Regions from separate parts of the Homo sapiens genome. Here regions 1 and 3 are each linked to region 2. A link is an interaction called in ENCODE POLR2A ChIA-PET data of the cell type or tissue named here. Cell type or tissue: B cell. All regions are shown on one strand. Each heading gives the region's core, and the rest is flanking DNA. Links, peaks and the distances in the headings are about the cores only.

Region 1 (4,510 bases), core at 1,330-3,829, 100 kb after region 2:
ACAGGCGTGAGCCACCGTGCCTGGCCCTGGGTTCCTTGTATTGGAGAATGGTATTAGAACTTCCCAACCTAAATATGAAACAGAAAGAGGCTCTCTAGAGGATATGTATATTTATTTGGGAGGGAATGTGTGTGCCATAGTAAACTATGTGTATATTAAGGGGGGTAAAGGAAGAAAAAGGGTTTTAAAGGAAAATGAGGACGCCATAATTGTTTTGAAATGAGAATATTAAGCCAATTATCCTTGGCTACGAGGAGGAATGACAAGATGATGCCAATCCGGGGTTGGACAGGCAGTTGCTGGGCAGATTTCCTTGCAGAAGTATTTTCTGGGCAAAGTTGTGTTTTTTGCAGTCTTTCGTGGTAGTTTTTATCAGGCATACAAGGCTGCGAACCCTCCCTTCATAATCTTCCCTGGCTGTATTTGTCAGGTGATTTTTTTTTACACTAATAACTCTATTTTGATTCTGAAAACTTTCCTATTTCCCCTTTTTAAAAATATTTTTTAATTTTTTTTTTGAGATGGTGTCTCGCTCTGTCGCCCAGGCTGGAGTGCAGTGGCATGATCTCCGCTCACTGCAACCTCCGCCTCCCGGGTTCAAGCGATTCTCCTACCACAGCCTCCTGAGTAGCTGGGATTACAGGTGTGTGCCATCACGCCCAGCTAATTTTTGTATTTTTAGTAGAAATGGGGTTTCACCATATTGTTCAGGCTGGTCTCAAACTCCTGACCTTGTGATCTGCTCACCTCAGCCTCCCAAAGTGCTGGGATTACAGGCGTGATCCACCATGCCCGGCCTCTTAAATTTTTAAAAAATAAATAAAGATGGAGTCTCCCTGTGTTTCCCAGGCTGGTCTTAAACTCCTGGGCTCAAGGGAGCCTGCTGCCTTGGCCTCCCAAAATGTTGGGATTACAGGTGTGAGTCACTGCACCCAGGCAATTGTTTTTTTTTGAGACAGGGGACTCCGTTGTCCAGGCTGGAGTGCAGTGGCGTAATCATAGCTCACTGCGGCCTCCACCTCTCAGGCTCAAGCAATCCTCCCACCACCATCTCACAAGTAGCTAGGACCACAGGTGTGCACCCCCAGACCCAGCTAATTTTTAAGGTTTTTTTGGCAGAGGCAGGGGTCTCACTATGTTGCTCAGGCTGGTCGTGAACTCCTGACCTCAAAAGATCCTCTTGCCTCAGCCTTCCAACGCACTGGGATTACAGGTGTGAGACACTGTGCTTGGCTATATTTCCCCCTTTGATCAAGATCTTTCTCAGGCAGCCAGATGTGGTGGCTCACGCCTGTAATCTCAGCACTTTGGGAGGCCAAGGCGAGTGGATCTCGAGGTCAGGAGTTTGAGACCAGCCTGGCCAACATGGTGAAACCTCATCTCTACTAAAACTACAAAAATTGGCCAGGCATAGTGGTGCGCGCCTGTGGTCCCAGCTACTCGGGAGGCTGAGGCAGGAGAATCGCTTGAATCTGGGAGGTAGAGGCTGCAGTGAGTTGAGATTGCGCCACTGCACTCCAGCCTGGGTGACAGAGCGAGACTCTGTCTCAAAAAAAAAAAAAAAAAAAAAAGCCAGGCAAGATGGCTCATGCCTATAATCACAGCACTTTGGGAGGCTGAGGCAAGCAGATCACCTGAGGTCAGGAGTTCGAGACCAGCCTGGCCAAAATGGTGAAACTCTGTCTCTACCGAAAATACAAAAATTAGCTGAGCATGGTGGTGCGCGCCTGCAGTCCCACCTACTTGGGAGTCTGAGGCAGGAGAATCGCTTGAACCCGGGAGGCGGAGCAGAGGTTGCTGTGAGCCGAGATCGCGTCACTGCATTCCAGCCTGGGCAACAAAGTGAGACTCCATTTAAAAAAAAAAAAAATCTTTCTCAGGCATCACTGATCAGTCTTCCTGTACTTAGCTTTTTTGTTTTTTGTTGTTTTTTTGAGACGGAGTCTCACTCTGTCACCTAGGCTGGAGTGCCGTGGCACAATCTCGGCTCACTGCAACCTCCGATCCGCCTCCTGGGTTCAAGCGATTCTCCTGCCTCGGCCTTCTGAGTAGCTGGGATTACAGACGCCCGCCATCACACCCGGCTAAGTTTCGTATTTTCAGTAGAGATGGGGTTTCACCGTGTTGGTCAGGCTGGTCTCAAACTCCCGACCTCAGGTGATCTGCCCGCCTCAGCCTCCCAAAGTGCTGGGATTACAGGCGTGAGCCACTGCACCCGGCCCTGAACTTAGGTTTTGATGTCCCAGGGATGTCCTGGTTGCTGGTCTTTCCCCACACCGGGTGGGGTTACGGTGGGTGGTGACTAGGAGTCAATGTCAAAACCCTTTTAGCCACAGTTGAGCAATAGGGGAGGTTTGGAGGGTGTGGTGCCTGGGCTGAGGCCCCCTGGGGCCCGTTACTGAGTTCAGTTTTGTCTGCTTTGGAGTCTCTTGCTGTCATCTCGACGCGCTGGGCCAGCATGATCCTGCGAGGAGTTGTACTTCAAAATTTAACAAGGAACAAACGCAAAGCTTCAAAAGGGGAAATACAAGGTAAAATTAATAGTAATGTGGCAATCCCAGTTTGCACAGTGGCTTTGTCACGAACCCAGCCGTAAAGGCAACCAAGGGAATAAATCAGATAACCTCACGGTGGGTGAGACCGGCTGCGACCCTGTGGCCTGTTTTCTTATTTTGTGCATGTGGGTCTCAGCTTTCCCAGAGGAGTTTCTCCAGGTGCAGCGTGTGGTGGCAGCAACAGCACAGGCATTTCCTTACTTAACCAGAAGAGACTAAGGGATCTCCTGGGTCAGGTTCTGTGGAGTTCCAGCAGAAGCCGCGGATCGTGGAAGTTCAGCGACACCACCGTCCTGCCCCGTGGGAGAGGTGGGCATTGAGATGGGTAAGAGCGTCATCATGACAGGAGTCCTGTTCGCCGGCGTCTAGGGAAAGCCGTCTACAGCATGAAACGTCCTATTCGCGACCTGGTTTGCAGTTCGAATGTCTCTGACTATGGCATTGGGAGGTACAGTGAACTTTTGTGTGGCCCACACATCAGACGCAAGGCTTCTTTTGGAGAATTCATCTAGTTTTAGCTGATAGGACTTCAGGAACAGAGAAGTTTCCATTTTTAGTAATTCTATGGAAGAAAGTTAGATTCGATGAATCCAGAAGAATGTAGGTGTTATGCGCGTCTGTATAAGAGGCCACCTAAACAGGCTTAGTGTGAGCAACAAGGCTGTTTATTCACTTGGGTGCAAGGGGGCTGAGTCTGAGAAAGGAGTCAGAGGAGGGTGGTGGGCCTATCATTGGTTCTTATAGGTTTGGGATAGGATAGGCGGTGGAGTTAGCAGCAATTTTTTCGGGCAGGGGATGGACGTTACAAAGTACATTCATAAGGGTGGGGAGGGTGTATTGTCACAGGGGCGGGGAGGAATGTTACAAAGTACATTCACAAGGACGGGGAATATCACAAAGTACATTATCACAAGGGTGGGGGAGGACAGGAATTTTTTTTTTTTTTTGACGGAGTCTCTCTCTGTCGCCCAGGCTGGAGTGCAGTGGCGCCATCTCGGCTCACTGCAACCTCCGCCTCCTGGATTCACGCCATTCTCCTGCCTCAGCCTCCTGAGTAGCTGGATTACAGGCGCCCAGCACCACGCCTGGCTAATTTTTTTTTTCTGTATTTTTTTAGTAGAGACAGGGTTTCACCATATTGGCCAGGCTGGTTTCGAACTTATGACCTCACGTGATCCGCCTGCCTTGGCCTCCCAAAGTGCTGGGATTACAGGCGTGAGCCACCACGCCCAGCCAAAAAATATCCTGTCTTACATGTTGTTAGATTCCTTTGGGGGTTCAGTGCTATTTCCACCTAATACAGGTCTGTAGCAATGTCAATGTTCAACCCCATCCTGGGTGGCATGGGATCACTCTTCATGGTTCACACCTTGTAAAAACCATCAGTCGTCATCTTTTTGTAGGTTTGACAAACGCTCTTTCGAATCCAGAAAAGTCAAGTAGAGAAGGAAAGTAAGGGGCCACTTACTGTGCCTCGAATCACAAGACCGCGGTGGACCAGCCTGGTTAAGACCTGTGGATGTCTTCAGCAAGAAACTTGGAGAGGCCCCTAAAGATATCGCCAGAGAGAAAACAAAGAAAGCTTCAGTCGCTCCTTCCTAAGCTGTCACGACTACTCTTTTAAATGGCCCCATGCTTGGATTTCTGTCACCACGACTGGGGGAGCCTGGGCGAGTGTGCTTTCCCTCACTGCACCTCCCATGGGAGCCCAGGCTGCTGCGCCGTCCTCAGACTGTTGGGATGATGAGCGGACGGTGAACTCCCACCACCTGCGCCTGTGAAGGGAGCTCCGGTTGAGGGGCTTTGCTGGCTTCGGGTCGGGGGCTGCCGTAGTTCTGTGTTGGGGAGATGGTGTGGACTGCGGCAGAGCCAAGCCTGAGCCCCACGCCAGGATGAGTGGAGTGCCCGGAAAGCATTCTGATTTCCGGCCTGGCGTGTCTTCCTTCCATTACACT
Region 2 (4,510 bases), core at 1,602-4,101:
AGGAGCCCCCTCTGCCCGGCCACCACCCCGTCTGGGAGGTGTACCCAACAGCTCATTGAGAACGGGCCATGATGACAATGGCGGTTTTGTGGAATACAAAGGGGGGAAGGTGGGGAAAAGATTGAGAAATCAGATGGTTGCCGTGTCTGTGTAGAAAGAGGTAGACATGGGAGACTTTTCATTTTGTTCTGTACTAAGAAAAATTCTTCTGCCTTGGGATCCTGTTGATCTGTGACCTTACCCCCAACCCTGTGCTCTCTGAAACATGTGCTGTGTCCACTCAGGGTTAAATGGATTAAGGGCGGTGCAAGATGTGCTTTGTTAAACAGATGCTTGAAGGCAGCATGCTCGTTAAGAGTCATCACCACTCCCTAATCTCAAGTACCCAGGGACACAAACACTGCAGAAGGCCGCAGGGTCCTCTGCCTAGGAAAACCAGAGACCTTTGTTCACTTGTTTATCCGCTGACCTTCCCTCCACTATTGTCCTGTGACCCTGCCAAATCCCCCTCTGTGAGAAACACCCAAGAATGATCAATAAAAAATAATAATAAATAAATAAATAAATAAAAATACAAAAATTAGCCAGGCTGGGTGCAGTGGCTCACGCCTGTAATCCCAGCTACTCAGGAGACTGGGGCACAAAAGTCGCTTGAACCTTGGGAGGTGGAGGTTGCAGTGAGCCGAGTTCCCGCCACTGCACTCCAGCCCGGACAACATAGCGAGACTGTCTCAAAAAAAAAAAAAAAAAAAAAAAAAAAGGCCAGGCGTAGTGGCTCACGCCTGTAATCCCAGCACTTTGGGAGGCCGAGGCCTGCGGATCACGAGGTCAGGAGATCAAGACCATCCTGGCTAACATGGTGAAACCCCGTCTCTACTAAAAATACAAAAAAAAAATTAGCAGGATGTGGTGGCAGGCCCCTGTAGTCCCAGCTACTCGGGAGGCTGAGGCAGGAGACTGGCGTGAACCCGGGAGGCGGAGCTTGCAGTGAGCGGAGATCGCGCCACTGCACTCCAGCCTGGGCGACAGAGCGAGACTCCGTCTCAAAAAAAAAAAGGAAATGAGCTCCCAAGCCCTGGGCATAGTGTATGATTCCAACTACGGGACATTCTGAAACAAGAAAAACTACGAGGACAGGAAGACCGGGGCCAGCAGAGCTAGGCTGGGAGAGGGCAACAGGTGGAGCCCAGAGGACCTTAGGGTGATGTGTGGCGTGACACTTCTGCAAAGCCCAGTGTACATCGAGTGACCCCATGATGTGAACTATGGACTTCGGGTACTATGACAGAACCTGTAGTATTAGAAGTGTCCATGATTTTTAAAAATCTAAAATATGAATATTGGGTTCAAAAGCAGAGACAAAGGCACTGCACGAATGTGACGTGTTACTGACAGGGGAGAGGGCAGATCTCTCTGTACGTCCTACTCAATTTTCCTACAGATATAAAACTGCTCTAAAAAATGATATTAACACCAACAAAATTCCATGTTTGTAGTGACCGTCTGGGCATTTCTTTACGTTTCAGAAGTACCAGGAGGATCACGGCGCCCACAGCCTGGCAGCTGCTCCACCACACCTTCTCACTCGGTGCCGAGTGCAGCTGTTCCTGTCTGAGGAGGCTCAGTTTGGAAGCAGCCCCTCTTGGGACTCAGAAATCAAGGTCTCCGCCTTCCCCTTCCTCGAGAACACCAACCTCTCAATGAACTTTCACTTCTTACTGCGGTTAGCAGTTTTTAGCAAGTTATTTTTATCTAATAAAAACAATATATAGTTTTAAAAATGCGAACTCTACAGGAGTTCGAGACCAGCCTGGCCAACATGTGAAACCCCGTCTCTACTAAAAATACAAAAAACTAGCTGGGCGCATGCCCGTAGTCCCAGCTATTCGGGAGGCTGAGGCAGAAGAATTGCTTGAACCTGGGAGGCGGACGTTGCGGTGAGCCCAGATTGCAGCACTGCACTCCAGTCTGGGCTACAGAGTGAGATTTCAACTAAAAAAAAAAAAAAAAAAAAAAGTTGGGGCGTGGTGGCTCACGCCTGTAATCCCAGCACTTTGGGAGGATGAGGCAGGCAGGTGGATCACGGGGTCATATTGAGACCATCCTGGACAACATGGTGAAACTCCGTCTCTACTAAAAATACAAAAACTAGTTGGGCGTGGTGGCACTTGGCCTATAATCCCAGCTACTCGGGAGCCTGGAGAATCGCTTGAACCCGGGAGGCAGAGATTGCAGTGAGCCAAGATTGCACCACTACACTCCAGCCTGGGTGACAGAGGGAGACTGTCTCCAAAAAAAAAAAAAAAAAAAAACAGCCAGGTGCGCTGGCTCATGCCTGTAATCCCAGCACTTTGGAAGGTCAAGGCAGGCAGACCACAACATCAGATTGAAACTATCCTGGCTAATACGGTGAAACCCCGTCTCTACTAAAAACAAAACAAAACAAAAACAAAAATTAGCCGGGCTTGGTGGCTGTAGTCCCAGCTACTTGGGAGGCTGAGGCAGGAGAATCTCTTGAACCTGGGAGGCAGAGGTTTCAGTGAGCCGAGATCGCGCCACTGCACTCCGGCCTGAGCAACAGAGTTACTCATTTCAAATTAAAAAATAAATAAATAAATAAAAAGGGGGAGGCAAAGGATTTAGATGTTCCTCCAAAGACACACAAATGGCCGCCAAGTACCTGTGATGCTCCACGTCATGACCCCTCGGGGAAATGCAAATCAAAACCACACGGCAAGGCCTTGGAGGCCCAGCTGCTCAGAGGCTGCAGTGAACGAACCGTGTTGCTTCTTGGAAGTTAACACACAGCTCCACGTGGCCCCGAAAGCCCCTCCTAGGTGTATCCCCCAAAGGAGTCAAAGCAGGTGCCCAAAGCTATACCAAGGCAGATGCCCTGCCCTCTGGACTCTCTTCACCCTGTGCAGGACCCCCAGCCTGGCGGGAGAGGCTTCCTGTGGCGCAGGGGTTTGCATTGTCCCTCAACACATCCAGCTTCTGCCCTGGGGCTCTGCTCCCAGGGCTGTGTCGACCATTGTGGGCACCTGTGGAGGGGCCCTGGGCTCCTGCGCCTCGGCTGAGAAAGAAAATGACAGAACCCTGAAAACAGTGACAAGCCAACGAAGACAAGTGGTGACACCAGCCCAACAATTCCAAAGGTTTATTTCCTTACGTTGGTATTATACAATATAACGCAAAGGGCAGGAAATCACACAAAATTCGCTTTAAAATAGACAAAGGGTCCAGCACTATCAAGAGAACATTCAACCAGGGGCAGCAGTTGAGGCGCCCAGGACCTGCTTGGACACACGCACATGCGGCCGCGACGGAAGCAAGAGGACCAGGACACCGGGCAAGATCCCCGCAGTGCCAGCTTCCCAGGACTCAGGATTCCAGTCGGCCATGAAGCAATAAATACAAACATGCCCCACAAGGTGAGAATAAAGCCATCAAGGTGATGAGGAAGAAGTCACGGGGATTTTCTTCTTCTAAGTCCAAGCACAGTGGCAATATTTCAAGTATTGCAAAGAAAAACACACGTGTGTGTATTTTTGTCTGTTATGTGGCGTGTGACCCTGGAACCCCCCGCATGGGTCCATGGCCCCACCACTGCCTCCCGCAGACTGGGGACTCGTTCAAGTATCTACTGATTCAGGCAGGGCTAATCGAGGGCTGGGCAGACCAAGGGAGGCCCAGGCGGGGTTTGCAGGGCATGCCCGCCTGGAATCCGGAAGGCAGGCCTCTCTGCAGATGCCCTCCGTGGCCTTGGGCAAGGCAGAGGCAGGGAGGGACAGGGCTGTCATCAGGCCTACCCTGCCGAGGAGCTGACATCAAAACTGACTGTCAAAGCTGGACGGGGAGCTTTTGCACATGTTACTTTTTTCTTTGCATGAAGTATTCCCCTCATCTGCTTCCAGGCCCAGGTAGGGAGGGTGCTGGGCACACACCTGTCCTGCTGCTGCCACAGGGAGGGGCGGCAGGGGACAGCCACCAACACAGGTGTGCAAAGCAGCCTCACCCGCCCGCCACACGCCCCTGTGCCATCTGCCTCTAACCTGGCCCAGTCCTCGCCCTCCCAAAACCAATTCTTAAACACCTACAAGTTTTCTCCTTTAAAGAAAAAATGAGCTGCATAAAAATAAGACACGTTTTAGGAATAAAGTGTGAAAGATTACAAGACGTATCCAGGGCTGAGAGAACACGGTGCCTCTGCTGCCGGTCCCCAGAGGAACGCTTGAACAAAGAACTGCCTCTGCCTCTAGCGCAGGGCCCCACTCCCCCCGGAGCCAGTTCTCCCGCTGAGGTCCAGACCTGGGCAGCAACGTGGTCCGGTGCTCGGGCTTGGGGGGCCCTGGCATGTGTCTGCATATGTGTATGTACAAACACCAGGCCACTGCCAGGAATCGCTGCCCAGCAGTCCCTGGTGAGGTCCAGGTTCTGTCTCTATATGCATAAAGTGCTTGGGTGATTGACAAAGCTGGGTGGGTATCTCGGAGGGAGAGGCTCCTGGAGA
Region 3 (4,510 bases), core at 1,330-3,829, 780 kb before region 2:
TGGGATTACAGGCATGAGCCACCATGCCTGGCCCCCACAGACTTTGAGAGCATGTTCTAGACTTGTGATTTTTAAAATAATTCCCACCCACTCTTCAAGGCAATCTGGCTTCAGCCCCATAGAGCTGAAATTGCTCTGGGAAGGGCCACTGTTAAAGCCAAAGGAAATTTTTTTATTTTGCTTTAACTCCTGGCAACTTTGGCTAAGGGTGAACTGCCTCTTTGTCCTGTCTGTGTGCACCCCTGGTTTCCTGCTGCTTCTTGGTGTGTTTGTGGTGTGTGCAGTGTGCACACACTGGGCCGCCTCCCTCCTCTCCCTCGGGGGTCACCCTGGTCCTTTCCTCCCTCCTGGGCAGGGCTCAGAGCCGGTGCTAATGCAGGAAGGCCCTCTGCAGCTGAGGTCCAGCCACTGCAGGCCTGTTCAGGTCCTCCCTAGCAGCAGCCTGGGCTGGGACGGCACCCACCTTTCCCAGAAGGGCCACCTGCCCTGTGCCTGGACTGTTTGCACCAACAATGCAGGCTCCACACAGCTGCTGTCTTTCTAGGGGTCTGGAGCTTTGGGGCAGCAGGCAGAGATGCCCGCCCAGAGTACCAGTAAAAAACCCTGATGGGCGGCATACCTTCTGGGGGAGGGAAGCACGTGGCCCCTGCAGGCTCTGCCAGGCCTCCTCCTGTAGCATCTGGGGGTATCCTGCCATGCTGCAGGGGGTGCTGCACCCCATCCTCCCAGTGTGGGAGTGGTCCTGGGGACCCTGGCTGTGCATAAAGACAGTTGATCCCAGTGGCAGAGCCTGGAGCTCCAGCCTCCACACCACCAGCCCAGCCCCAATCTGACACCTTTGACTCAGCCCCCACAGCAGCTCCTTCATGCACAGGATAGCGGAAAGGCTCAGCTTACCCAGAAGGCCTTCACTCTGCACCTGGATGGGCCCACCCCTTGCCCAGGTGTGGCTGCCATGGCTGCAGGTGAGGCAGCTCTTCCAGGCCAGCGGCAGGACCCATGGCCGCACAGTGCCTGCCTTCAGGCTCAGCTGTAATTCATGAGCCCAGGGACCACGAATGCTTTGTTTCTTTTTAACATTTTATTTATTTTTTGAGACAGGGTCTTACTCTGTTGCCCAGGCTAGAGTGCAGTGGCACAATCTCAGCTCACTCCAACCTCCGTCTCCCGGATTCAAGTGATTCTTGTGCCTCAGCCACCTGAGTAGCTGGGACTACAGGCACCTGCCACCATGCCTGGCTAATTTTTGTATTTTTAGTAGAGATGGGGTTTCGCTATGTTGGCCAGGCTGGTCTCGAACTCCTGGCTTCAAGTGATTTGCCCACCTCAGCCTTCCATAGTGATGGGATTACAGGTGTGAGCTACTGTGACGGCCTTCTTTTTCTAAGTATAACTAGAGTTTATTTGGGCCAAGTTTGAGGACTGCAACCCAGGAGCATAGATTCAAGTTGCCTGCATGTACATTCCTGGGACTGGGAATGTTTCAAAGGCTAGAAAACTCATAGGCATCCCTGGCATGGGGGCTTTTAATGAGAATTTGCTGAACGAACAGAAGAGGCAAAGACGACCACTCGGGACACCCTTCTCTGTTGCTTCCTGAATCCCGAACTAGCAATGATTCAGGGTCATGGGCAAAATCCAAGGGTAGTTGAGGAGTCTAGACACGGATGAAACTAAGTCTAGCGGAAAACTACCAAAGAAAGAAGAGAAGAGAAAAGAAGAGGGGAGGGAGGGGGGGAGGAAAGAGGAAGGAAGGAAGGAAGGAAAAGGCTGACAAAGTAATGTTAGCAGAGGCTGAGCCCCGTGGCCCTCACCTTCAGAGGGACGTAGTTGATGTTGATGAACTGTAGTGGCGTCCACACCCGCCAGTTCATCCTCAGCGCCGGCCAGAAGCCCCCCCTCATCTTGGCGGCGAAGGCTGAGGCGTCTTTCCCCTGCAAAGGAGGGAAGGCGGGTGGTGAACAGTCTCACTGCCCATCAGAACTGAATTCCGGGCACCCAGACCCTATCGTGATGGTTTTTAAACTGCTATTGGATTTTGTTCTGTGTGTACGCAGACAGCACACATGTGTACTCAGCACTGCGGCTCTAAGGAGCCAACCAGCAAGATGGAAAATGATCAGTGAGATGCCAGACAGCAGCCTGCTCATGCTGGCAGTGATGTCTGTCCTGGCCCAAAACTCCTTGCGGACAACTGGAGGAGGTGACTCCCAAGGCTGGCCCTGGGCACCAGAACTGCTACTCAGAGCTACGCTGTCAATTCCTCCCAAATAACCTCCAAAGTCGATGTCTTTCCAATCAAAACTTGTTAGGAGTTATGAAAAAAAAAAAAAAAGGACTCCAGTAAGTTCATTCTAAATGTCAGCTGGTGGATTCAAGACCTGAACCCAAGACCTGACACCATAAAGATCCTAGGAGCAATTCCTCTGGACGTCCGCCAAGACAAAGAATTTGTGACTAAGTGCTCAAAAGCAAATACAGCAAAACCAAAAACAGACAAACAGGACTTCATTAAACAAAAAAGCTTCTGCACAGCAAAAGAAACAATCAACAGACAGTCTACAGCCTGGGAAAAAATATATGCATATTATGCATCCTACAAAGGACTGTTATCCAGAATCTGTGAGGAACTTACACAACTCAACAAGAAAGAAATGAATAACCTCATTAAAAAAGTGGGCAACGGATACAAACATTTTTCAAAAGAAGAAAAACAAGTGGCCAAGAAACATATGAAAAAATGTTCAACATCACTAATCATCAGAGAAATGCAAATTAAAACCACAAGGAGATACCACCTCACGCGAGTCAGAATGGCTATTATTAAAAAGTCAAGTGGCCAGGCGCGGTGGCTCATGACCGTAATTTAAGCACTTTGGGAGGCTGAGGTGGGCGGATCACGAGGTCAGCAGTTTGAGACCAGCCTGACCAACATGGGAAAACCCTGTCTCTACCAAAAAAAAAAAATACAAAAATTAGTTGGGCATGGTGGCGTGTGCCTGTAATCCCAGCTACTCAGGAGGCTGAGGCAGGAGAATCACTTGAACCCGGGAGGCGGAGGTTGCGGTGAGCCGAGATCGTGCCACTGCACTCCAGCCTGGCTGACACAGTGAAACTCTGCCTCAAAAAAAAAAAAAAAAAGGTCAAAAAACAATAGATGCTGGCAAGAATGTGGAGAAAAGTGAACACTTACACACTGCTGGTGGGAATGCAAATTAGTACAGCCCTTCTGGAAAACAGTATGGAAATTTCTCAAAGACCTGAAAATAGAACCACCATTCGATCCAGCAATCCCACTACTGGGCCTCTACCCAAAGGAAAAGGAATCATATCAAACAATCCCTGCCCTCGTGTGTTTATCACAGCGCTATCCACAACAGCAAACACGTGGAATCAACCTAAACGTCCCCCAACAGAGGACTGGATAAAGAAAAAGTGCCATAAATACACCACGGAACACTACTCTGCTATAAAAAAAAGAATGAACTCGGCCGCGCACGGTGGCTCACGCCTGTAATCTCAGCACTTTGGGAGGCTGAGGCAGGAAAATCGTTGAACCTGGGGGGCGGAGGTTGCAGTGAGATGAGATTGCGCCACTACACTCCAGCCTGGATGAAAGAGCGAGACTCTGTGTCAAAAAAAAAAAAAAAAAAAAAAGCATGTCTTTTGCAGTGACGTCGATTGAACCGGGGGCCATTATCCCAAGTGAAACAACTCACCAATGGAAAGTCAAACACTGCATGTTCTCACTTTTTTTTTCCAAGACAGGGTCTCGCCATCTCACTCTGTTGCCCATGCTGGCTGGAGTGCAGTGGCGTGATGTCGGCTCACTTGGCCTCAACCTCCTGACATCAAGCCTCCGTCTCAGCCTCCTGAGTAGCTGGGACTACAGCCATGTGCCACCACAACCCTTTGATTTTTAATTTTTTTGTAGAGAAGGGGTCTCACTCTGTTGCCCAGGCTGGTCTCGACATCCTGGGTTCAAGTGACCTTCCTGCCTCAGCCGATGTTCTCACTCATAAGTGGTGGCTAAACAGTGGGTATACATGGACCAACAGAGGGAAATAACAGACACCAGAGACTTGAAAAGGTGGCGGGGAGAAGAGGGTTGAAAATCACCACTGACTACTTGGGTGATGGGAAGTAAAAGCTCAGACTTCACCACAGCACAGTCACATAAGAAATCTGCACTCGTACCCTCTAAATATATACAAACTAAAAAAAATTTTTAAAGAAATGCTTAAATATTTTCTTGTTTAAAGTAAGGGGGAGAAGCTGGGTACAGTGGCTCATGCCTGTAATGCCAAGGTGGGCATATCACTTGAGGCCAGGAGTTCAAGACCAGCCTGGCCAACACAGAGGAACCCCATTGCTACTAAAAATACAAAAATTAGCCAGGCGTGGTGGTGGGCGCCTGTTGTCCCAGCTACTCTGGAGGCTGAGACATGAAAATCACTTGAACCCGAGAGGCGGAGGTTGCAGTGAGCCGATATTGTGCCACCACACTCCA

Evidence for each region. Peaks named below come from ENCODE experiments on the same cell type or tissue, not always from the same donor. Only the 100,000 strongest peaks of a DNase experiment are listed, where the experiment ranks them.
Region 1: POLR2A ChIA-PET joins it to region 2 with 9 read pairs; 6 of 35 experiments call an interaction of 5 or more read pairs at or near these places.
Region 3: POLR2A ChIA-PET joins it to region 2 with 12 read pairs; 1 of 35 experiments calls an interaction of 5 or more read pairs at or near these places.

The regions. Positions count from the first base shown.
Region 1 is chr12:131,817,273-131,821,782 of GRCh38, reverse strand. It overlaps LOC105370088 (a long non-coding RNA gene), which reads left to right and starts at 2,181. Exons shown (of 3, transcript XR_007063536.1): 1 at 2,181-2,531; 2 at 2,692-3,003; 3 at 3,959-4,510. In B cell, for the core only: no CTCF peak of the experiment used is centred there; a DNase peak (open chromatin) is centred at 2,385; H3K27ac peaks cover 1,169 bases.
Region 2 is chr12:131,921,783-131,926,292 of GRCh38, reverse strand. ULK1 (unc-51 like autophagy activating kinase 1) reads right to left here. Exons shown (of 28, transcript NM_003565.4): 28 at 3,143-4,510. It overlaps PUS1-AS1 (PUS1 antisense RNA 1), which reads left to right. Exons shown (of 2, transcript XR_001749414.2): 2 at 1,527-1,781. Among named protein-coding and RNA genes, the nearest start is that of PUS1-AS1, 4.3 kb to the left of the region's middle. RefSeq lists enhancers at 662-1,538, 1,640-1,959, 2,120-2,179, 2,590-2,669. In B cell, for the core only: no CTCF peak of the experiment used is centred there; DNase peaks (open chromatin) are centred at 1,642, 2,742 and 3,692; H3K4me3 peaks cover 1,034 bases; H3K27ac peaks cover 1,724 bases.
Region 3 is chr12:132,698,674-132,703,183 of GRCh38, reverse strand. PXMP2 (peroxisomal membrane protein 2) reads right to left here. Exons shown (of 5, transcript NM_018663.3): 4 at 1,815-1,934. Among named protein-coding and RNA genes, the nearest start is that of PGAM5, 9.9 kb to the left of the region's middle. In B cell, for the core only: no CTCF peak of the experiment used is centred there; a DNase peak (open chromatin) is centred at 2,822.